Linked DNA regions of Homo sapiens: all the other regions are linked to region 4. A link is a loop called in an ENCODE intact Hi-C map of the cell type or tissue named here. Cell type or tissue: heart right ventricle. All regions are shown on one strand.

Evidence for each region. Hi-C counts contacts between places; a loop is a spot of excess contacts. Peaks named below come from ENCODE experiments on the same cell type or tissue, not always from the same donor. Only the 100,000 strongest peaks of a DNase experiment are listed, where the experiment ranks them.
Region 1: it touches region 4 in a loop (3-fold over the local background); 10 of 110 quality-filtered maps call a loop at or near these places.
Region 2: it touches region 4 in a loop (2.7-fold over the local background); 48 of 110 quality-filtered maps call a loop at or near these places.
Region 3: it touches region 4 in a loop (3-fold over the local background); 11 of 110 quality-filtered maps call a loop at or near these places.
Region 5: it touches region 4 in a loop (2.5-fold over the local background); 5 of 110 quality-filtered maps call a loop at or near these places.
Region 6: it touches region 4 in a loop (2.9-fold over the local background); 55 of 110 quality-filtered maps call a loop at or near these places.

What each region holds. Positions count from the first base shown.
Region 1 is chr2:85,635,214-85,639,213 of GRCh38, reverse strand. USP39 (ubiquitin specific peptidase 39) reads right to left here. Exons shown (of 13, transcript NM_006590.4): 7 at 3,084-3,161; 8 at 1,778-1,845; 9 at 1-11. Among named protein-coding and RNA genes, the nearest start is that of USP39, 21 kb to the right of the region's middle. In heart right ventricle, CTCF peaks have their summits at 1,351 and 1,555 (motif pointing left); a DNase peak (open chromatin) is centred at 1,553; H3K27ac peaks cover 436 bases.
Region 2 is chr2:85,716,659-85,720,658 of GRCh38, reverse strand. It overlaps LOC124907851 (a long non-coding RNA gene), which reads right to left. Exons shown (of 2, transcript XR_007087118.1): 2 at 3,352-3,962. Among named protein-coding and RNA genes, the nearest start is that of GNLY, 24 kb to the right of the region's middle. In heart right ventricle, a CTCF peak has its summit at 2,413; no DNase peak of the experiment used is centred here; H3K27ac peaks cover 824 bases.
Region 3 is chr2:85,623,227-85,627,226 of GRCh38, reverse strand. It overlaps USP39 (ubiquitin specific peptidase 39), which reads right to left. Exons shown (of 13, transcript NM_006590.4): 4 at 3,445-3,581; 5 at 1,536-1,688. Among named protein-coding and RNA genes, the nearest start is that of USP39, 9.0 kb to the right of the region's middle. In heart right ventricle, no CTCF peak of the experiment used is centred here; no DNase peak of the experiment used is centred here; H3K27ac peaks cover 569 bases.
Region 4 is chr2:86,078,564-86,082,563 of GRCh38, reverse strand. It overlaps POLR1A (RNA polymerase I subunit A), which reads left to right. Exons shown (of 34, transcript NM_015425.6): 8 at 858-963; 9 at 1,586-1,748. Among named protein-coding and RNA genes, the nearest start is that of POLR1A, 25 kb to the left of the region's middle. In heart right ventricle, CTCF peaks have their summits at 2,278, 2,478 (motif pointing right) and 3,595 (motif pointing right); DNase peaks (open chromatin) are centred at 2,483 and 3,587.
Region 5 is chr2:85,996,778-86,000,777 of GRCh38, reverse strand. It overlaps LOC105374843 (a long non-coding RNA gene), which reads left to right and starts at 2,700. Exons shown (of 3, transcript XR_940318.3): 1 at 2,700-2,807; 2 at 3,137-3,347. In heart right ventricle, no CTCF peak of the experiment used is centred here; DNase peaks (open chromatin) are centred at 1,932 and 3,617; H3K27ac peaks cover 3,824 bases.
Region 6 is chr2:85,726,822-85,730,821 of GRCh38, reverse strand. It overlaps the pseudogene RNU1-38P. Among named protein-coding and RNA genes, the nearest start is that of ATOH8, 25 kb to the left of the region's middle. In heart right ventricle, CTCF peaks have their summits at 1,481 and 1,680 (motif pointing left); a DNase peak (open chromatin) is centred at 1,671; H3K27ac peaks cover 2,291 bases.

The DNA.
Region 1 (4,000 bases), 440 kb after region 4:
TCTTCTGCTGGCTAGAAATGAATGAGAAGAAAAGAGAGGAAAGGAGTGTGACGGGTATAGGAACCAACACAGAACCGATGTTTTACCACGCCGACATTTCCTTCATCTGAAAGAACAAAGAGAAGTGCCCGAGAGATTGGGCAGTTTGGCATGCACCACCTGGTTAGATTAACTTAAGAACCAACAGGTTTCCTTCTTTAAAGATATTTTGCTTATATACCAGACTATCTAAAAAGCCCTGAGGCCAAGTGTGATGGCTCACGGCTGTAATCTCAACACTTTGGGAACAAAGGTGAGAGGACTGCTTGAGTCCAGGACTTCCAGACCAGCCTGGGCAACACAGTGAGACTCCATCTCTACAAAAAAAAAAAAAAATTGGCCGGGCATGATGGCTCACACCTGTAATCCCAGCACTTTGGGAGGCCGAGGCAGGTAGATCACCTGAGGTCAGGAGTCCAAGACCAACGTGACCAACACGGAGAAACCCCGTCTCTACTAAAAATACAAAATAAGCCGGGCGTGGTGGTGGCGCCTGTAATCCTAGCTACTCGGGAGGCTGAGGCAGGAGAATCACCTGAACTCGGGAGGCGGAGGTTGCGGTGAGCCGAGATAGTGCCATTGCACTCCAGCCTGGGCAACAAGAGTGAAACTCCGTCTCAATAAAATAAATAAATTAATTAATTAATTAAATTAAACAAAAATAAAAATAAAAATTAGCCCGGTGTGGTGGTGTGTATCTATGGTCCCAGTTTCTGGGGAGGTTGAGGTGGGAGGATCACTTCAGCAAGGGAGGTTGAGGTTGCAGTGAACCATAATCACGCCACCACACTCAGCCTGAGTGACAGAGATCTTGTCTCAAAAAGGAAAAAAAATCCATTAAAAAAAGAAAGTGGGCCGAGCACGGTGGCTCATGTCTGTAATCCCAGCACTTTGGGAGGCCAAGGGAGGTGGATCACCTAAGGTCAGGAGTTTGAGACCATCCTGACCAACATGGTAAAACCTCTTCTCTACTAAAAATAGAAAAATTAGCCAGGCATAGTGGCGCATGCCTGTAATCCCAGCTACTTCGGAGGCTGAGGCAGGAGAATGGTTTGAACCTGGGAGGTGGAGGTTGCAGTGAGCTGAGATCATGCCATTGCACTCCAGACTGGTCAACAAGAGCAAAACTCCATCTCAAAAAAGAAAAGCTCTAAGACCATCTAGGAAGCTTAGCTGAGGGCCAGGCACGGTGACTCACGCCTGTAATCCCAGCACTTTGGGAGGCCGAGGCAGGTAGATCACCTGAGGTCAGGAGTTCGAGACCAGCCTGGACCAACATGGTGAAGCCCCGTCACAACTAAAAATACAAAATTAGCTGGGCGTGGTGGCAAGCGCCTGTAATCACAGCCACTCAGGAGGCTAAGGCAGGAGAATCGCTTGAACCCAGGAGGTAGAGGTTGCAGTGAGCTGAGATGGCGCCACTGCAACTCCAGCCTTGGCGACAGAGGGAGACTAAGAAAAACAAAAAGAAAGCTTAGCTGAGCTTTCTGAAAAAACACAGCAGCACCACCTAGTGGCCAGAACACTTAAACCAGCACAGTACATCCAACCACTAACTCCCAAACTGAAAAAGTGCACTAGTATGACAGGGACCAGGCAGAGCTGCCACTAGGCAGGTGCTTTGTTGAACCTCTTCACAGGGCAAGCAGGCTTGTCAGTTCTCTGAGCATCTCTTCATCTCCCCTACGTCCCCTCAAGCAATATGAATCAGTCCAAGACCCAGGCTCAATTAACTCACCAGATCAGGATGGGGAAGCTTTTTAGTGAAGATCCTCATGGACCCCTGGAAAACATCAGTCACAATAGCTGCACAAACAGGAAGCAAGAGACAAATTCCGTGAGGATGGAAAACATGTCTGAAGTATATTTCCAGCTTCTAAATTTCTGAAATAAACCAGCATCTTCCAGCAAAAGACACAGAGCTCTCACTAAACACAGAAGTTTCCTTTTGTACTATATACCACCAGGGTACCTTTATAATTATTTGTGTAAATAATTACTTTATTTCTCTTAAGACAACTTTTTATCCTCCATCACAGGGCCTGGTCCATAAAAGAAAAGGTAAATGTGTTCAAAATGAAGGAATGGTGATACATGAATTACAAAAAAATTCACAAGCAAAACAAGGTACAGCCAAGGAACTTCCCATAACCATAAGCTACTTTCAAAGGGAGACAATGTCCAAACTGTAATGAAGACAAGAGGACAATGACAGACTAAGAGATGGGCCAGAACAGGATCAAAGCAACAAGAGAGAAAGCACAACCAAGTTCTAGAACCCTGCCAAGACGCAAGTTAGAGAGCTCAGAGGGTTAACACAGGCTGAAGACACCTGGTAGAGAGGGCAGGGCCATCCAGTGGGAAAAGCAACAGGCCACAATCCCACATCAAGACACCATCACATCTATAATCCTAGCACTTTGGGCAGATCACCTGAGGTCAGGAGTTTGAGACCAGCCTGGCCAACATGGAGAAATCCCATCTCTACTAAAAATACAAAAATCAGCTGGGCGTGGTAGTGGGTGCCTGTAATCCCAGCTACCCTTGGGAGACTGAGGGAGAAGAACTGCTTGAACCTGGGAGATGGAGGCTACAGTGAGCTGAGACCGTGCCACTGCATAGCCTAGGTGACAGAGCAAGACTCTGTCTCAAAATATATATATAATAAAATATCATTGGGACTATAACCATATTCTAGCAAAAACTATGGAGAGGGGCCTATTCAGAAAGAACATGTAGTTTATCTATAACATAGATACTAGCCTACCCCAGATAAACAGTTAACAAAAGAATGGGAAGTTGCCTCAGCCTCCCAAGTCGCTGGGACTACAGGCACATCCCACCACACCTGAATAACTTTTGTATTTTTGGTAGAGATGGGGTTTCGCCATGTTGGCCAGGCCGGTCTCAAACTCCTGACCTCAGGTAATCCACCCACCTCGGCCTCTCAAAGAGCTGGGATTATAGGCATGAGCCATTGCGACCGACCGCAAAGTTTTTTAAAAGGGAACAAAATAACTCCTTTTTATAAGTAAATGACTTACTCTTCTTTTTCTTCTTTGTGCCCCCCAGAGCTGAGTGCAGAGCATTCAGAAACCAAGACAGAAAGTCAACGCCATCTCCTGGAAAAAAAGGAAGGGTGGAAAACGTTGAAGCTAAGTGGCATTAGAGTTAACTTAAACCATGCACTGGTTGGCATTCCTGGTTCTCCCCCTTCCTCTCTGGCCATGCCATCCCATCCCAACTGCCGTGCATCCTCCTCTATCTTATCATTAAATGCTGGCACTCCTCAAGGTCAAGCTCTCACTCCTCCGATCTTGACTCTCTCCATAGGCTCTCTGATTCATACCAGGACTGTATCGCATCACTCAGTGATGACCAAAACAAATGAATATGACCTTTTAACATCCACTTTTCTCCAGAGTGAGCTCAAACTTCCTTCTTCCCTTCTGCAGCTCATGAAGATTCCTGTCTTTTAGGAAAGTGACTAGCACCCAGACTGAAAAGGCATACAGAACAAGGGGTTCTGAAAGCAGATTGACAATATTCCATGAAAATGCTGTCTACGGAACCTGCCACTCAGACATTTCAGGGATAGTGGCTACTTTTTTTTTTGAGACAGAGTCTCACTCTGTCGCCCAGGCTGGAGTGCAGTGGCATGATCTCAGCTCACTGCAACCTCCGCCTCCTGGGTTCAAGCGATTCTCCCACCTCAGTCTCCTGAGTAGCTGGGATTACAGGTGCCTGCTACCATGCCCAGCTAATTTTTGTATTTTTAGTAGAGACGGGGCTTCACCATGTTGGCCAGGCCGGTCTCGAACTCTTGACCTCAAGTGATCCTCCCGCCTCAGCCTCCCAAAGTACTGGGATTACAGGCATGAGCCACTGCGCCCAGCCAGATAATGACTACTTTCTCTTCAACGAAGATTTGCTTCTATTTAGTTCCTCTTTGCTCACGCAA
Region 2 (4,000 bases), 360 kb after region 4:
TCTTCTGTCTCTCCACAGAGCAAAGTAACCTTTCACGGTGCAAATTAGATGCCATCACTCTCTCCTTAAAACCCTTTAGCATTTCCCATTGTACTTGGAAGACAATCCCAGCTCCTTCCCCTGGCCTAAAAGGCCCTGCCCAATCTAGCCCCTGCCTGTCTCTCTGACTGGTCTCCCACTCTGTCTTCCTCACTCATTACAGTCTAGTCCCCCTCACCTCCTTTATATCTCTAAGGCCCTGAGCCCTCTCCTGCCATTAAGCTTTTGCATGTGTTGTTCCCTCTGCCTGGAACACCTTCCTATCCCCCCACTATTCACTTAGCTGGCCCCTTCTCATCCTTCGAGCCTCAGCTTCAGTGGTATTTCTCCAGAGAGCCCCTTCCCTTACCACCCAACTACACTGCACCCAGTTCACTTCCTTATGAGCTCTTACCACAAGTCAGAATTATATTTTTTTCATGTTTATTTTCTTGTCGATGCACTCAGTTGTAAGCTCTATGGGGGCCACATCGGCCCTTACTAAGAATTTGTTGAATGGAGAAGTGACTTGATGAGAAGGCTGTTGCAAAGGGTAATTAATGCCTGAAGCAATTGTAAAGTTGTGGTGGTGATGGGGGTAGGAAATATTGACCAACTCCAACTCCCCAGTGAGACGGCTTCTTCCAGGCTACCGTGGACTAAACTTGCAAGGCTTTCTCCTCGCTTCAGAAGCTAAAGTGCCTCTGAGATACTGCGGGTTCTCCAGAGGGCTCAGCCTGGGTTCTGTCCTACCTTGGCTCTGACAGCTCAACTGGTGAGACCTCAACCTGGAGCAGGTCCAGCCAGAGCCAAGGAGCAGGCAGCCAGCACCAGAGGAGAGGCAGCCAGCTGCTGCCATCATGAGAGATGCCTGGCCAGCTCTCTAGAAATAGCCCAAGGTCAAGGCAGGGTGCTTCTGACCTCTACAGATGGCAAAACCTGGAGAGACTCTGTTCTTGAATCTCTCTCCCACTCCACTGCCAGGATCCCTGCCCCTGGCCTGGAGCACCCTGATTTTCAGCCACCCTTCACAGACCCCTCCATTCATCACTGCTTACAAGGAACCCCCAGGCTTCTAACCTTTTCTCCTCCCAACACACTTCTGGGGTGCAGAGGACGGGTGTTATCCTCAGCTTGCAGTAAAGGGCTCTGTGGCTCAGGGAGGTGCACGGTCTCTTCCAAGGTCATGTGGTGAGTTTACTGCTGAACTGGAATTCAAATTTAGAGCTCCATTCCAGGTTCAGCGTCTCACCCCATCAGTATCTGCCACACGTGGGATGTGCCTAAGTCTCACAGCCCCGCTCAAGTATCTGACCTAATCTATGTGTCACTTACTGGGAGGGTGAGGGCAAGGTCCTTGCTTTGTGGACTTTGACCCCCTTCCCTGGACTTAGGAGAACCTTTCTGTCTTAAGCTGCCAGCCCTAGCTGATTTTCCCAGGAGCCAGCTCTTGCGTGCCCAAATCCATGGCGTTCATCTTCACCTCTGGTTACTCTGCCTGCTTGACCAGCTCACTCGCCAGACCTCACTGCTGGCCCGACCACCTGAGCCCACTGTCCCCACACCCACAGGACACCCCCTCCATGAACAAGGAAGGCCGAGGACCCTGGGGACCCAGCCACAGCTTCATAGGCCACTTGTTCTGAGCAGGGCTCTCCGTCTCCCTTCTCTTGGAGGTTCCCACAGCCTGGGGAGGAAGGAGCAAAGATGCAAATCAGGGGACCATAAGGACTGTACAGGAGCAGATTCAGGGAGGAAAGCCACCTCAAGGGACCAGGACAGGCCAGGCAAGGTGGCTCACGCCTGTAATCCCAGCACTTTGGGAGGCCTAGGCGGGCAGATCACGAGGTCAGGAGATGGAGACCATCCTGGCTAACACGGTGAAACCCTGTCTCTGCTAAAAATACAAAAAAATTAGCCAGGTGTGATGGCGGGCGCCTGTAGTCCCAGCTACGTGGGAGGCTGAGGCAGGAGAATGGCGTGAACCCGGGAGGAGGAGCTTGCAGTGAGCCAAGACCACGCCACTGCACTCCAGCCTGGGCAACAGAGTGAGACACTGTCTCAAAAAAAAAAAAAAAAAAGGGACCAGGACAGGACAGGCAGCTGGGAGAGGGAGAAGAGAAGCCCACAGAGGTAGGTGGCTGTCCCTATGAATAGGACAGGACAGGGCAGGCAGCTAGTAGGATTTTTATCAATCAGATGACAGCAGACAGAGGAGAGAAAGGAATTAAGAGAGAATAAAAAGTGGAAATTTTTTGGAGAATAGTGTTTGTCGTCAAAGGACATTCAATAGATCCAAGTAAAAGCTGATAGAATGTCCTCCATCAGACAACCCTCAGAACATGAACCACCCGTGGTATGTCTTGAAAATATGGAGATTCCATGCCCATAGGTGTCGCAAGTGCACTGCAAGCTCTAGTGGCCCCTTCACATGGTCGTGATGGGGAATTTGAACATCTATGACTGTTCTCTGGCAAGTGGTGGTCGGGTGTCTAAAGCGGGGAAGGATATCTTTTCTGAATCTGTTGGGCTACTGACAGGGCTTCAAACAGGTACTTCTAGGAAGTTTGAAATCAATATTTGCCCTTCCGAAGTGAAAAGATTTGTAGTGCACACTTGCCTGCTTGACTCATTTGCATGGCAGCCCTTTCCTCCTAGAGCATGGAAAGGTTGAAATGGATTCGCATCTGTTCTTAATTACAGAGGCCGAGACAGATGTTATCTTACATGCTAGGGAGGGGCACTCACCAACACTGTGCTGTCGACAGCAACAATAACTCCCAGGCCTTTTGTGCAATATATTAATTTGGAAATTATTGACAACTCCTATCTTGCGTGACGTAACGTGGCAAGTGTACACAAAGTCTTCTTGAGTTGTCTTCGTCACTAGCCAGCCTCATGACTCTTTTCTCCCTGTGTCTGTACTTCCCAAGACAGCATCTCTGTTCCTCCCGTTTAATTGCACATTGGCATTGAAGAAGCCATTCACATCCAACACTGCAAGCTGTCATAGACATGCTCTGAAAAATGCGTTTTTAGAGTCTTTAATATACTCACGTGCACCGCCAATCACCAAAAACAGAGCAGGCAATGTTTCCCATATCTATTTGACCACCGGTAAGATAAGGGCCTCCCATGAGCTGAAGGGAAGCTTCCTACTTAAAGCAGGGATTAAAGCATTAAACAAAAGAGTGACTGAGGAGGGCTCAGAACCATGAGGGAGGCTGCGGGGGGCAGCCCTGTGACACCACCCGTGGAGGCCGTCTGATTCCTGACCAGCAGTTTTAAAAGATGTATTTATATATAGTGTGCATGCATATGTGTGTGTTACACTTTTAATTGACAAATAAGAAATGATATTTATTTATAGTTTACAACATGATACTTTGATATACGTACACACTGTGGAATGAGTAAATCAAACATATTTATCATCCCACATACTTAACCATTTTTTGTGGTGAGAACATTTAAAATCTACTGTCTTCGACTAGCTTATTGAAGTGGGGCGAAAAAACTAAGAAAATAAATAAATAATAATGTTTAGAATCTACTCTCAGCAATCTTCAAGTATATGATATGTTATTATTAACTGCAGTCTCCATGCTCTACAAGAAAACTCCAGAACTTATCCTCTGACCAGCAGTTTCTGGTTGACACAAAGACCTATTTCCAGAAGTTTCTTGAAGATACCATCAGGAAAGTAAATAGCAAATAGAATGGTTTGCTCTGTCATTATAGAAAGTAAAGATTGAAGGTCTCTCGGATGACCCAGCCATCAGCTGCAGTTCCCTGGCCTTATTCATTGCGAAGTCCGAAGCGGAGCCCCCATGTGTCAACACGTCACCACCACCATGTCTACGTAGGGCTGGAAACCGTTCCCCGCAGTCCTCTTCCTCATGCTCCCAGGTTAGAGTTTGCCAACAAGAGGATCTTGCACAGGACTTGGAAGGCAGAAGGGAAGCAGAAGTGATTGTTCTCA
Region 3 (4,000 bases), 460 kb after region 4:
TACTCAGGAGGCTAAGGCAGAAGAATCACTTGAACCTGGGGAGCAGAGGTTGCAGTGAACGAAGATCATGCCACTGCATTCCAGCCTGGGTGACAGACTCCCTCTAAAAAAAAAAATTTCTACAGTATGCACCTATTACTCATAAAATTTTCTTAAAAACAACTTTTAATTGAAAATAAGGGATGGGCACGGTGGCTCATGCCTGTAATCCCAACACTTTGGGAGGCCGAGGCAGGTGGATCACGAGGTCAGGAGTTCAAGACCAGCCTGGCCAAAATGGTGAAACCCTGTCTCTAAAACTAAAACTACTAAAACTCTACTACAACCCTGTCTCTACAAAACTTAGCCAGGCACAGTGGCAGGCGCCTGTAATCCCAGCTACTCGGGAGGCTGAAGCAGGAGAATCGCTTGAACCTGGGAGGCAGAGGTTGCAGTGAGCTGAGATTGCGCCACTACACTCCAGCCTGGGCAACAGACTGAGACTCCGTCTCAAAAAAAAAAAAAAAGAAAATAGGACAGCTTTGGTTTTCTGCCTTTCCAATTTCAGGGTTATGAGCACATGGGCAGGAAAAAGTCATTGATCAGCCAGCACAACAAATATCTACACCATTTTTTTAAAAAAATGCATCTGGCATGTTTCTTACTTGATACTGCAAGGCAACACAGATTCGGTCCCTCATTCCCTGAAGTTCCAGATGCCATGAGCCAGAGGCTAGAAAAAGCCTCACCATTTGACAGCAGCCCAGTGAGCAAAGGAATGCTCTGCCTGTTGCAGAACAATTACTCAAGTAGAGTCCTTAGCAAGACTTGGTGTCTGAGGATCATCTGACTATACTCTACAAGAAGGCAGTAATTTCTTTTTTTGAGACGGAGGAGTTTCGCTCTTCTTGCCCAGGCTGGAGTGCAGTGACGTGATCTCAGCTCACTGCAACCTCCGCCTCCTGGGTTCAAGTGATTCTCCTGCCTCAGCCTCCCGAATAGCTGAGATTACAGGCATGCACCACCAAGCCCGGCTAATTTTGTATTTTTAGTAGAGATGGGGTTTCTCCATGTTGGCCAAGCTAGTCTCGAACTCCTGACCTCAGGTGATCCTCCCGCCTTGGCCTCCCAAAGTGCTGGGATTACAGGTATGAGCCACTGCGCCTGGCCGAAGGCAGTAATTTCTTGGCCAGTACACATACTATTTCCTGTCCCTCTCTTTTTTTTTTCTTGAAACAGAGTCTCACTGTTCCCCAGGCTGGAGTGCAGTGGCGCGATCTCGGGTCACTATAACCTCTGCCTCCCGGATTCAAGCGATTCTCCCACCTCAGCCTGCCAAATAGCTGGGACTACAGGCTTCCACCACCATATCTAGCTAATTTTTGTATTTTTAGTAGAGACAGGGTTTCTCCATGTTGGCCAGGCTGGCTCAAACTCTTGACCTCAGGCAATCCGCCTGCCTTGGCCTCCCAAAGTGCTGGGATTACAGGGGTGAGCCACTGTGCTCAGCCTTCTGGGTGTCCTTCTCTTCCTCAATGTTCCCGTCTTGATCTTACCTGAAGGACAGCGTTGGCATAATCATTGGCCTTTATGTTATTCAGTCCCACAATACCCGGCAGGTAAGTGGTACCATCATATGCCCGGGACAATTTGGCTTGCTTGTCCAAGTTTGCAATTTGCTGCTTTGTGAAAGTGGGCTTCAACACATACTGCAAAGCAAAAGAAAATGCTAAGTTGTTTAAGAGCTGAGTTCACAAGAAATGTCTGTAACAGTAATTTCTACAAAAACAAAAAACACTTGGCCATGAACATCCCACCACACACAGAAAAATAGTCCGAACCAGTAGGTGTAAAGATTGAAGTAACACGGAGTAGATCCTCTCCCATGGCTAATCTACAAGGGGATCTCTGTGTCTATCCCAAAATCACTGAATCCCAGGTCTTTTCGCCGACCTCAGGTCTGGTCAACTCATGAAAACTGACTGCCAGAAACCATACAATACTCAAGTTCCTAAAGGCAGTCTAAGTCTCAGATAGAACCTCCTGGGAGCAGCACATGGACCTAGCTTTGGAGCAGGAGAGTTTCCTCCACTCTGGGTGGGAATGAGGATCTCCATGAGTCCCTGGTACTGGAAGAGCAGGATCAGACTCTTCCCAGGCACAGAGTTACCACAGTCATTATGTCACAGACTGGACAGAGATCATCGCAAACTCACTTTGAAACACTGAATTTAGCCCAGTTTTTCCCTCTATAAATACTGACCATAACTTTTTTTTTTTTTTTTAGATGGAGTTTTGCTCTTGTTGCCTAGACTAGAGTGCCATGGCATGATCTTGGCTCACTGCAACCTCCCCCTCCCAGATTCAAGCAACTCTCCTGCCTCAGCCTCCCAAGTAGCTGGGATTACAGGCATGTGCCATCATGCCCGGCTAATTTTGTATTTCTAGTAGAAACGGGGTCTCATCATGTTGGTCAGGCTGGTCTCAAACTCCTGACCTCAAATGACCCACCTGCCTCGGCCTCCCAAAGTGCTGGGATTACAGGTGTGGGCCTCCCCACCAAGCCTGTCCATAACTATTTTAATCTCAACTATTAATAATAGGCTTATACAACTTTTACAAGTAGAAAAAGCAGTATTTCAAAGACTAAATACCACGTTTTCCTTAAAAATAAACAGAGCATGAACAACTTAGGCAATGCAGTGAGACTCCATCTCTACAAAAAATTTTAAAAATGTATCTGGGCATGATGGTAACGCCTACAGTCCTAGCTACTTGGGAAGCTGAAGTAAAAGTATCACTTGAACCCATGAGGTCGAGGCTGCAGTGAGCTGTGATGGCACCACTGCACTCCAGCCTGAGCGACAAAGTGAGACCCTGTCTCAAAAAAAAAACCAAAAACAAGAACAGAGCACATGGCACCATGAATACACCCCACGTGCTGAAAAGGAAAATAATAATCAAAAGCCCAACACTAATCAAACCCAAGAGGACTTTCCATGCTCAGTACAATGAGTGTCTCTTGGCACAGGTCACAAACTAGAGCCCACAGATAAGATATCTGTGGCTGGATGCTCTGGCCACGGCGTATGTTAAAAGCAGCCAGGAGCCGGTGTGCAGCTTGGTAAATACTGTCCTACACCAGGACCAATTCATATCCCTACTTCACAGTGTAGAAGAATAATTTCACAAAAACACTTTAAACCCCATCAGAATACACCCATATTTCTTCAGTCCTAGCCCTCAATGTTACAAGTAGAAATGACAGTTAAGTTACAGACTACAGGCTGCAATTATGAATTCTGACCTTACTCAGTTTCCCCAGTTCTTCCCAAAAGAGAAAGCAGCCTCTCGATGCCTAAAGGGACTGAGATTCTTCCCTGTCCTCAGGTGGGGCAGTCCCCTGGGAGCCCTGGGATGGCTCATTAAAGAATGGACCCCAAACCAACCCTCTTAGACACACACCGTGATATCCTCCAATGAGGAATCGATGATCTCATAGTTGTCTGGAAGGCAGTAAAACTTGAGGGTGTGGAGGTTGAGGAAAACATGGTGGCTAAACTGGACACTGTGAATGTAGGCGTGAGACTTCAAACCCCGGCCTGTAGGGAAGGGTGAAAAGCTGTAATAGAAGGGCAGATACTAGAACACACAGATCAGGTTTGCTTTTCCTTTCATTATTTTCTACCGGAACATGTTAATATCCGCAAAAAACAAATATTATGCCATTCATAAAATGAATCCTCCACATGAAGTTCTCTCATAAAAAAATTAGCAAGAAAGACTAGCACATTAGTTACTTCATTCTCTAAATGGCCTAAGACATTGATTAGGGAAACAAATTTCACTATTTTTTAATATATATGTAAAATATATATAACCTATATATATATCTATATATAATACATATAACTATATATTCATACATAGTTTCCTATATACATGAAACTAGAAATATCTATGCATATATGTGTGCATAAATACACATAAACATAAATACATACATATCCTATGACAGTCC
Region 4 (4,000 bases):
GAGGTATCAGAAAAAAAAAAAAGCACTGGAGTTAGTATGATTGCTTCTGTGGCAGGCCCTAGTACATTTTAATCTTTTTCTCTAGGCATTTTTTAAAGTAACCAGAAACCTGAAATAAAGCTTTGATCCACAGAAGATCCTTTCTTGGCAGTAACTGTTAGGGGTGGGAGGAGGCTAACTTAAAAAAAAATTTTTTTATTCAACATATTTTTTATGAAGATCAAAGTAATGATGTGTGTGCTGTCTGTGTTTTAATAGTCCAGGAGGGTGATTAAAAACAAGTGAAGTTTCTTCCCCATCCTTGCCCATCTCAGTCCCTGGTTTAAGAGCTATTGTCCCTGTAGTACCCATTTTTATGCTATCATATCCCCTGCATACAAACTGTCATGTACACAGGGGCTATTTTTTGTTTTTATAAAGAAAAATGAGGCCAGGCACGTTGGCTCATGCCTCCAATCACAGCAATATGGGAGGCTGAGGCAGGTGGATCAATTGAGCCCAGGAGTTCGAGACCAGCCTGGGCAACCAAGCAAAACCTCATCTCTTAAAAAAAAAAATACAAAAATTAGCTGGACATGATAGCACGCACCTGTAGTCCCAACTACTTGGAAGGCTGAGGTGGCAGGATTGCCTAAGCCTGGGAGATCAAGGCTGCAGTGAGTCATGATCGCACCACTGCACAGCAGCCTGGGCGACAGGAGTGAGACCTTTTCTCAAAAAAGAAAACTGTGACCTTAACTCTACATATTATCTTGTATTCTGTTTTTTCCTCACTCAGTAATATTTTTATGGTTGTCCTCCCATGCCCTTAGTGATAGATTTAAATGGTCTTCTTGGTTTATTTCTTTCCAACGCAGGATTCTTTCTGAACTACCTTTTTTCGGGAATGGATGATGATGGTATGGAATCCAGATTCAATCCCAGTGTGTTCTTTCTAGATTTCTTGGTGGTGCCGCCCTCAAGGTAATACCCTTTAATTAACTTATTTCACCTGAAAAAAAGCGTACTAAGGAACTGAAATGTGACCTCTAGGAGAGGTGAAAGGGCCAAGGGCACTGAGAGACAAAGCTGCAGTTCCGCTCCAGGTGCAGGTGGTGGGAGGGCTTGCTTTCCTTCCCGTTTGTTGTGAACGCAATAGGAATGTTGGTTGTTTTTGTTTGTTTGTTTTGAAGTGGAGTCTTGCACTGTCTCCCAGGCTGGAGTGCAGTGGCATGACCTTGACTTACTGCAACCTCTGCCTCCTGGGTTCAAGTGATTCTCCTACCTCAGCCTCCTGAGTAGCTGGGATTACAGGCACGCACCACCACACCCAAATAATTTTTGTATTTTACATAGAGATGGGGTTTCACCATGTTGGCCAGGCTGGTCTCGAACTCCTGACCTCCAGTGATCCACCTGCCATGGCTTCCCAAAGTACTGGGATTACAGGCTTAAGCCACCACACCCAGCCGGAATGTTGGTTAGGAAGGTTGGTTGTTTTGAGCATGGTGGGGTGTGCTCCCTACAGTAGGCATGGGTGAGAGGCTGAAGAACATGACCCTTTCCTCACACTAAACATTCATTTATTCCGTATGTCCCCCTGCAGGTATCGCCCAGTCAGTCGCCTAGGAGACCAGATGTTTACTAATGGCCAGACGGTGAACTTGCAGGCTGTCATGAAGGATGTAGTTCTGATTCGAAAACTTCTGGCATTGATGGCCCAAGAACAGAAGTTGCCAGAGGAAGTGGCCACACCCACTACAGATGAGGTCAGGGCTGCTCTGTTGCTGATGTGATGAGCACACATGCTTAGTGCTAACTCTGTGAGCTGTGGATGTAGACACTGGGTCTGGGAGATGCTTCCTGGGATGTTCTGTGCAGCTGGCAGCAGCCTTAGTGTGAGCTCTGGGCTTAGGGGGCACCTAGGAACATTAGGGGGACACACATGGGTCTGAGCATGGAAAGGTGTGGGTTCTGGTCTAGCTTCTACACCGAACGACCATGCCAGGTGACCCTAGTTGAGTCACTTCCTTATACTAGTGTCTGCTATAAAGTGCATGTGATTTGTGGTGAGATTTCACACCTAGGCTGTTCCGGGCTACCAGCTCTCGCAGCTCTAGAAAGAATAGCCTACTTCCCTCAGGCTTTAAGAGTGTCCCTTTTGGGTCACAGTACTAGAGCTCATGTTGCCAGCTCTATTTTGGACACGTTAATGTCTCCAGCATTGGGGTCAGGAAGGCAGTATTGCAGAGTGGAAATTCCTCTCAGAATAGGACAGTTTCAACTAACATTTCCTGAGCCCCATCTGTGTGCCGGGTTAATTAGTAGGTGTTCAGTGGGTACAAAGGTGAATTGGGCACCCAGGAAGCTTGCTGAGGTCATCAAGATCCTTCCCAGCTCTAAAGTACTCTCTGGATGCAAATAGGCAGCCTTGGGTAGACAGTCCGGGTTCTCAGACTCCAGCCGCTGCGACAGTCCCGCTGTCTGCCAGGCCCATCACAAGGTGGCGCCACTGTCTCTTGGACACTTATGGTGCAGGTTACACTTGGGGCTTTCTGTGGTTTTGCTTGTTTCCTGATCGGCCCGCATTGGTGTGCTTTTAAAAACTCCTTAGTGTAAAAGACATCAGCCATGTGCATGCCTTAGTGCAGTTTCCAAGAAAAGACCATGGGATAACTGTACCCAGTGACCAGGGTTGATGTCCCTTAAAAATCGGGCAGCCTGGCCAGGCATGATAGCTCAAGCCTGTAATCCCAGCACTTTGGGAGGCTGAGGCAGGAGGTTCACTTGAGCCCAGGAGTTTTAGACCAGGTGGGCAACATGGCGAAACCCTGTCTCTACCAAAAATACAAAAAATAGCTGGGCATGGTGGTTCATGCCTATGGTGCCAGCTACTCAGGGGGCTGAGGTGGGAGGATCACTGGAGCCAGGGAAGTCGAGGCTGCAGAGAGCTGTGATCGCACCACTGCCCTCCAGCCTGGGTAACAGAGTTAGACCCCATCTCAATAATTAAAAAAAAAAGAAAAATTGGTCGTCCCCTTTGTCAAACAAATGCTTCGCCTCTGAGGGGCAAATAGCATCCTCTGATTCCTATGTCCCACTGCCCTCTTTCCTTGTGATTGACAGGATGTGTTTTTTCTCCCCCCTTACTCTCTGTGTTCCATCCTCATGGCAGCCCTTGCCAGTCACCGTCTAGGCATTGGGGATACTCCAGTGAGACAAGTTCTCACTCATTTCACAATCACTGGTCTTGAGCCAGGTAATGCCATGAGCAGTGAGTTGGGCTAACAGGGCCCGGTCATCATGCAGGTGATCGTATCTCCCTCTGGGACTCCAGCCAGAAGGGGACCCTGAGTGTTTTATGTAGAATACATCTATTTTCCCTAGAGCTAAAGAAGATTCCTGTGTTCCTCAGGTTTGATGACAAGCCCACTTCATCACTACTGGGTTTTCATAACATTCTCGTTTACTGAATCTTCACCCACCCTCACCCTCCCACCTCAAGACACTGACAGGTTTCTTCTCTTATCTGCCCACACTGGAAGACGTGGGACCATCTGTCTCCTTGTGTCATACCCAGTCGATTGGGCCAGTAGGTGGCCAGACAGTATCAATAGGTGGTGCTCTAAGCCAGCTGAAGGCTTCTGTGTATTTCTGTCCCCTGGGTAGGGAGTGGGAGAGAGGAGGAGACAGGGCTAGGGGCAAAAATATTAAAAAAGGATTGGTTAAATATTCCAATGAGACTTGGCAATCAGCCACTAACTTGATATAGCTCAGCTGGAGACCCACATCTTAGTTGATGACATAGAATATCGTATGGCAAACCTAGTTCCTTTTAAGAAATTGTTCCACCTGCATGTTTGTAATTGGTTTGGATCAAGTTTTTCAAAGCCATAAATAAAACTGAAACTGCATGTGAGAATTGGTTATCTGGCAAGATAACAGAACTTCATAAGAAATGTACTGATGTGGGAAGGACTTCTTAGTTTTCTTTAGGAATTGCATATTAAGGGATTTCAGC
Region 5 (4,000 bases), 82 kb after region 4:
AAGACAGGGATTCCGGTGACTAATCCTATGAATTTGAGAGTGAAAAATACCTAGAAGTTGACAATTTAAAAATATTTTCTGTCCACACCCTGTATGATGCTGAAATTTTAGGCATCTGTGTGCCCAGAAAAAGAGAGAGCCCTGACCAAATTGATAGCGTATTTCTGCCTCTTCCCAGTGGTCACATTCTCCCGGGAAAATGAAGTTTTTTACAAAAGAAGTAACTCCACCCAGTGCACGTGCATTCTTTTTCACTCTAGCAGAATAACGGGTATCTGCTCAGTTCTATCTTATTGCTAATGTTTATCTCAAACCTAGAGCTCTTCATCCACTTCCTATGGGAGCCGGAGTGGGAGGTGGGGCAAAGAGACAAAGCTGACTTCCCCTTGATCTTATTGCATCAGTCAGAGTCCCAGCAGGAGAGAGATGGCAATTCAAAGTTACAGCTCAGTCACTGGAGAGAATACAGTGAGCAGACATGGGCAAGATGGAAAAAAATGAACAAGGATGGTGCAGCACCTCTGGGATAGTAACAGTGGGGAGCCATCACCACCCTAAGCGTGAAGGACCAAGGCGGGAACGTGGCATCAAGAATGCAGAGAGATAGCACTTTGGGAGGCCGAGGTGGGTGGGTTGAAGTCAGGAGTTTAAGACCAGCCTGGTCAACATGGCGAAATCCCATCTCTACTAAAAATACAAAAATTAGCTGGATGTGGTGGCACACGCCTGTAATCCCAGCTACTCGGGAGGCAGAGGCAGGATAATCACTTGAACCTGGGAGGCGGAGGTTGCACTGAACTGAGATAGTGCCATTGCATTCCAGCCTGGGCAACAGAGTGAGACTTCGTCTCAAAAAAAAAAAACAAAAAACAAAAAACAAACAAGCAAAAAAACCAATAACAACAAAAGAACGCAGACAGAGCTATAGCCAAAGGAGGGGCTTGCTGGAAAGTGTGCCATGGCCTTCAGTAGAGGAACCAGACACTTCACCACCAAGCCACCCCCCATGGCAAAGAGGGAGAACAGTAAGTGCCAGGATGGCTCTTTCCTCCTGCCCTCCTATTCCCTGCTGCTGGCCACGATGGGCTGAACTCAACCAGAACCCAGAAGGTGCGGGAGCTCAGTTGACGTGGTTCCTACAGGCCAGTCCCAGGATCAGGGCAAGGTGGAGAAGAAAGGAGAGCGAGTGGGTCTGGAGGGACAAACGAAATCTTCAGCATGCTAATATTGATGTGCAAAACCAAGCAGCACAACAGAAACCTGCTGTCTTTCACTGAGCTCTAACCATGGACCCAGCGTGAGGAAATGATGTCAGGCCAAGGCTGGGGCTCTGAGTAAATGGTTTGTACAGACAGGAGCCTACCACTGAGGCCCTGAGGGAAGCAAATACCCGAGAACAGGCAGAGACAGAGGGAGAGAAACTGCAAATCCCTTTCCTAATTCCTGATTCCAATTCTCTGAGAGGTTTTGCAGCCTGTTTCCATGAGAGTACCCTGATTTCAGAAAAAAAAAAAAATTTCCGTTTTACACAAGGCAGAAATAGAAACTTCCTCAAGTTTCTAGTATACCCAAAGTTTCAAGTTTCAAGTATACCCAACATTCTTTGGTTATAAGAAATAGAAACTTCCTCAAGTTTCATAGAAACTTATAACCAAAGAATTTTGGGTGTACTTCATCTAAAACAAGAACCTCAAACATGCTTAATTTCATCTAACCCATAACCCTGTCTCCTTCCCCATGTTAAAGAAGAGGGGATTCAGGATCTGAGTAAGATAAGGTGAACCTTATCCTGGGAGGCGGGACTCACACTCGGGTCTACCCGACTGCAGCACTGTGGAATTTTCTAGGACTCCACAGGCAGGCAAAGCTGGCCAAAAGCAACTTCCAAAGCCAGGAGGGAACTCCACCCCCAACCAAAACCACTCAGTGAGGAAACTGGTGTCTCCATCTGTTTTTGAGCGAAAACACCCTGGAGTTCTGAGGAGCTCGCAGGCGCGGCCACCCAGCACCTAAGTGTGGGACAGGGAGCAAGAAAGGGACTGACCTTGGACCTGTGAAACCGCAACCCAGTTTCCCCAAGGGCTCCTAGGAAAGCAGTGTATTTGAAAGTGCTGTCATTCCTTTGCTAAATGCCAAGGATGGAGTGGGCTGTGCATGGGTGCGCCTCTTCCCCACACAGCCACTGCTCCCAGCCCCAGTGAGAGCCTGAGCTCTTGGAGTGAGGAGGGACCCCTGGCCCCCCTTGGTGGGCTCTCCGGCCTCCCTCTCTCGTCCCCACCCCCAGGCCCACACCCTGTCGGCCTCCCACCTCAGAGTGGAAGGTGAGGTGAGGTAATGTCTCCGCTAACCCGCAGTGGCAAGGAGATGAAAAGAATCTCAGAAATGCTATGTTTAATTTAAAGCAGACCCAGCCTGCCTTAGCCAGGCTGTAATTTCACTCAGAATAACCAGATTGTTTTTCTTGGACATTCCAGGCCACCCCCTGTTAAAGCCCAAATGGAATGTTAGGGGGCCCCTTACTGGGGGCCACATGGCTGTCCGAAACTCATTCTCCCTTGGGCCAAGGACTCCTGCTTTGGGGAAGGTCAGGACCTCTCTGAGCGTCACTTAAGGGCCTCCCCTTGGCTCCCTGGCACTCCTCCCCACCCGGCACCCCACCCCTAACTTGGTGCCCAGAGTTCTAAGGGTAAAAGGTCGTCATAGATGAGAACAGCAACACCATCTGTTCACTCTGTGTTCTCTGTGCCCAGTGTTGTGTGAAACTTTCTATCCAATATCTTGCAAAATCCTTACAGCAACCCTATAAGGTGGGTAGAATTTTTTGTGATTCTCCTTCTACAGAGGGTGATAGGGAGGCTGCATAACCTGTCCCAGGTGGCCCAGTTGGGATTTGAGCTCGCTTAGCTCTGGGTGCAAAGCCCAGGCTCTCTGGGCTGCCCATCCCAACGGCCCCTCCCTCCTGGGGCTGAGGAGTTCGGGGGACATTTGTTTCAAGGGAGCTGCCCTTGTTGGCCATCTGGGTATCTGTGGAGGGAGTCGTTATGGGGACACCTGGGTGACAGACAGCTGAAGGGAGGAGGTGCTGTAATCCTGAGCCCTTCTTCTTTCTAGTTGCTGACACCCCTACTTTGGGTAGGGTTGGGTCGGGGCCTTCCAATCTCTATAGGTTTTACTGCTTCCAAAGACCTGGCATACTCCTGGTTTGTGATGATCAAGTTCTGGGTCAGAGCAGGGAGAAGCAGCCCATGAGGCCGGTGAAATGGTGCCCAATGGAGGGGAAGGCCCTGGCTTGTGATCTTGGGCAAGTCCCTCCTCATACCCAGCTTCAGCTTCTCCTCTATAAAATGGTAAGTGGGGATGGAATGGCAGAGAGATGCGGGGCTCTGATTTCTCAGGCCTCTTCTGGCCCTGACATTCTCTGACTTTATTCTGCCAGGATCTGTGCAGATGGGCCTTGGCCCAAGGAGACATGGGAGGTAGAAGGAAGGGAGGGACTGGCAGGGGAGGGACTTCTGGGGAAGTTTCCAGGACTTGGGGGAGGAGAAAAGAATGAGTGGAGCCTGAAGCCAGAACCAGGCATGGGGTGGCCCAGATGGATTTATTCCAGAGCCTGGCCTTCTTCCTGCAGGCCTGAGGGACACTGTGGCTGGCTCAGGGCATAAGTATGCCCCAAACAGAGGGAGGGGCCTCTCTCTGCCTGGTGCCCCCTCCACTCTCAAGGCTCAGCACAACTAAAAAATGGGCTAAAAAATGAGCACTAAAAAAATTTTTAGTGCAACTAAAAAATGAGCTCTCTTGCCTCACTACTGGGGCTGCCTTTGATTTCATGGGGAATAAGGAAGGGGCCAAGGAGTACAGGATCCCAGGTGGTGGATTCTGTGACTGATGAGACCCCTCCAGCTCCCCAGGCCTGGCCGGCAAGAGGAAAGCTCATGTTGCTGATGGGGTGGAAGCCAGGATCTGCAGGCCTGGGAAGGGGCTGATAAGGGGCTGCTCTCAC
Region 6 (4,000 bases), 350 kb after region 4:
GGACTCACCTGCCCAGAGGGAGACTGCCTGGGAAAAAAATTAATGGCCGGGTGCAGTGGCTCACTCCTGTAATCCCAGCACTTTGGGAGGCCGAGGCAGATGGATCACCTGAGGTCAGGAGTTCGAGACCAGCCTGGCCAACATGGTGAAACCCGTCTCTACTAAAAATACAAAAATTAGCCAGGCGTGGTGGTGGGCACCTGTAATCCCGCTACTCAGGAGGCTGAGACAGGAGAATCACTTGAACCTGGGAGGCGGAGGTTGCAGTGCCGAGATTACGCCACTGCACTCCAGCCTGGGCGACAAGAGCAAAATTCCTTCTCGGAAAAATAATAATAATAATAAATTAAAGATTGGCAAGGCAGGGGTGTCCCACGTGACACAGGAGCCTCATGGCCCTTTGGTGACACACCTGTGTCCACAATGCCTGTGGGGTGAGCACAAGTGAAGACCGCCAGGCTGCTGGGGGCAAATGGAGTGCCGCAGCCATGCCTGGCCTTCCCCTTCCACCTCCACTCCCCTCTGGGCCAATCTTGGGTGAGGACAGAGCTTCAGGGACCACACAGGTCATCAGCCAAAAATGAGTCCAGTTTGTCAAGGAGTTACCTCACCCAGCCAGACCCGCTTCAAACTTTTGCGGGAAGGACATGGCTAGGAGGAGAGCTGGAATCCCACTGGAATAATCCTGGCTGGTATAAGCCTGAGACCCTCCGTCCATGTCTTTGGAGAAGGAAGCATCTGGGCTGGTGCAAGCTCTCCTGTCACCCTTGGGGACAAAGGGTCGTGGCAGCTGTGGGCCCAGCCCGGAGTGGGTAGGCAAGGCTGGCTCTCATGCCCTCTGGCTTTGCCAGGTCCTGAAGCCCACTGACCCTGACCCTGGACCTCCTAATGACCTCCTAACCCCACCCCTAAAATTTCTACAATAAACCTGTTTATTTTTACAATCTCTCACCATCTTCCTGAGCCTAGGTTCGGCCTGCCTCAGCTATCCCAGCCCACATCCTGCCTGGGACTCAGAGGCAAACCTCACAATTTCGAGACCATCTGACATTCCTTCAGCATCTAATATTTTTCAACCTGGGACCATTTACCCAACATCCCTCTAGACCGGACTTCTCAGCCTCTTCCTGTGCCTCAGCTCACATGAAGGATGGCATTTGCAGGCAGCTGCACACCTCGGGCCACCTTTAAGCCAAATCCCTGGCTTCTAATTCCGCCCCTCTTTCTCCCACTTCGTGCTGCCTCCGAATCGCAGATGTCCGTCTATTATTGCACTTTGCATCGTGTACCTCGGTTACTTATTTAGGTGCCAGTCTCCCTTGGGGGCAAGTCCTGGGTTTTATAGAGGATTTTTTTTTTTAATCTCCGTGGCCCCAGTGACCAGCCCAGCATCTAACACACTGCTCACAGGAATCCTGTGTCCCTGAACCCTTCTCCCGGGCCAAGATCAGACCTGTTTGAGGAAGATGGAAAAAGTGCTCTGTGAGCAGGATTATGAAATGACAGGGATGACGTGAGGGGCTTTCGAAACCCTGGGAAGGAAGATGCCCACGTGAATGACAGCCCCTTGCTATTCTCGGCCACCCGAGGTTCAGGTTTTAACTCAGGACAGCTGCCCGGAGCCTGCAGTCAGCCGGGGACAGAGCCTCCCGCCAGCGCAGCAGACCTCTGCTGCCCCCTCGTGGTCCCGGGACCTCAGCCGAGTGGGGTCTCCAAAGGCTCCAGCTTCTCGTCTCTGGGAAACTTCTCAGCCGCAAGCCTGAAGACAGAGATTTCCACCTCACAGCTGCCTGGGGAATGCCTCTTTGCAACAGGGAACCAAGAGGAGCTAAGAGCAGGGCCTTAGGGGGTTTTCCATTCACAGCTTTGCAGTTTAACTCACAGTGTGACTTTCAGTGACCTCCTTCACCATTCCAAGCCTCAGTTTTCTCATCTGTAAAACAGAGATTTTAATATGAATCCTCCCTCATGGGTTTTGTACAGATCAAGGGAGATAATAAATGAAAATTGCTTAACACATAGTAAAGACCTGGCACATACAAGGACCCAGAGGGGTAGCTATTGCTATTATTATAATGAGGAGAATCTGGGTGACCCTCTCGTCCACCCTTCTATTCCCAGGACCTGGGGACTGCTCCTAAGTATCTGCTGAATGAGTGAATGTATTACAGGTGCTTTTGACTTTCTTCTTTCTACTTTCCATTCACGTGGGCATCTTCCTTCCCAGGGTTTCGAAAGCCCCTCACGTCCTCCCTGTCATTTCATAATCCTGCTCACAGAGCACTTTTTCCATCTTCCTCAAACAGTCCAATCTTGGCCCGGGAGAAGGGTTCAGGGACACAGGCTTCCTGTGGGCAGAAATTTTATTCTAAAATTTCTACAATAAACATGTTTATTTTTACAATCACAATAAATTTTAAAACTTTAAACAAGGAAATGTGTAAAGAAAAGGGAAAATGGGAGGGGTACACAAAGTTTATGCTCATGCTTACCTGACAGGGGAGATACCATGATCACAAAGGTGGTTTTCCCAGTGCGAGGCTCACCATTGCACCCCGGAGGTGCAGACCCCTGTGTTTTCCCCAAATGAGAAAAATAAGAAAAGAAAGAAAGAAAGTTTCGTCTTCCATTGGATCGACTCCATTCTCCTCCTCCAGGTGGTGATGGCAACGAGCAACAGGAACACACTCCTTCCCCAAACACCTCACCCTCCACCTTCTCAAATTGGCCCAAGTTTGGGCGGAAATGTTAGGCCACCCCAGGCGCAAAGCCCTGGCACTGGGCCGGTTTCCTGGAGTAGGTGGATCTGGGTTGGTGGGGGCTGTGGCAGTTCCATTCTGCTTCCCTGGGCCAGGCTTGGAGCATTGCGCTTGTCACAGGCTTTGGTCTTGCGGGTATTGAGGCCACCATGGGCCTCATAATTATTTCCTTTGAGTGCAGATTATTTGCCAGCGCAGAGAGGTGGTGGCAGACCTAGCGTGGGGTGGGGGAGATGGACTGATGCAGACAGGGTCTCGTGGAGAACGCCGGCTCCTGTCACTCACAGGGGAGTGGAGTCAATTCAGAGGAGGATACATTTTTTGCACCCTCCCACTTTCCCATATTTTCCCTTTTATTTACCCATTTCCTCATTTAAAGTTTTAAAATGTATTATGATTATAAAAACAAACATGTTTATGGTAGAAATTTTGGAATATACAGGAAAGTAAAAAGAAGAAAGTCAAAAGCATCTGTAATACATGCACTCATTCAAGAGATACTTAAAGCAGCAGGGAATAGAATGGCGAACGAGAGACCCCATCTCAACCCTCCCAGAAATCATGCTTAGGTAGGGGATCCCATTACCCTGAGACAACCACTTACAATAGTTTCATATGCTTCCTTTAAGTTTTTTTCCATAAATATATCTAACCTATATTTAGTTATTTCAAAGCACACTGAGCTCATACCTATCTGCACCGATATATGCTATTTATCAAAAATATTCTATCACATGTATTGTTGTAATGGCTGAGTGTTCCAACACAGAAATGTAAAATAATCCATTTAACACATCTCGGGCTTTCAGTTATTAGCTTGCTTGCTTGTTTCCCATCCTTTTGTGATTCTAAATTACAATGTAATTAAAACATTTTAGGTAATGTATCTGATCTGCTATGACTATTTTCTCTGGAAAACAAATTATTAGATCAAATGGAATAAATATGAGAAGCAACACAAAAAAAACCACTGAATACTAATTATAAAGTAATACAAGCATTTTGAAAAATATTTAACAAAATACAGAAAAGTACAAAGAACAAAATAATGCTCACCTATAAGTCCACTACCTCCAGGTAACTACTATTAATATTCTTGATACATCGTTTTCCAGATTTTTATCTGCATATAAGGGTACTAAAATACAGTCTGGGCCCGGCGCGATGGCTTACGCCTATAATGCCATCACTTTGGGAGGCCGAGGCAGGTGGATCACCTCAGGTCAGGATACCAGCCTGGC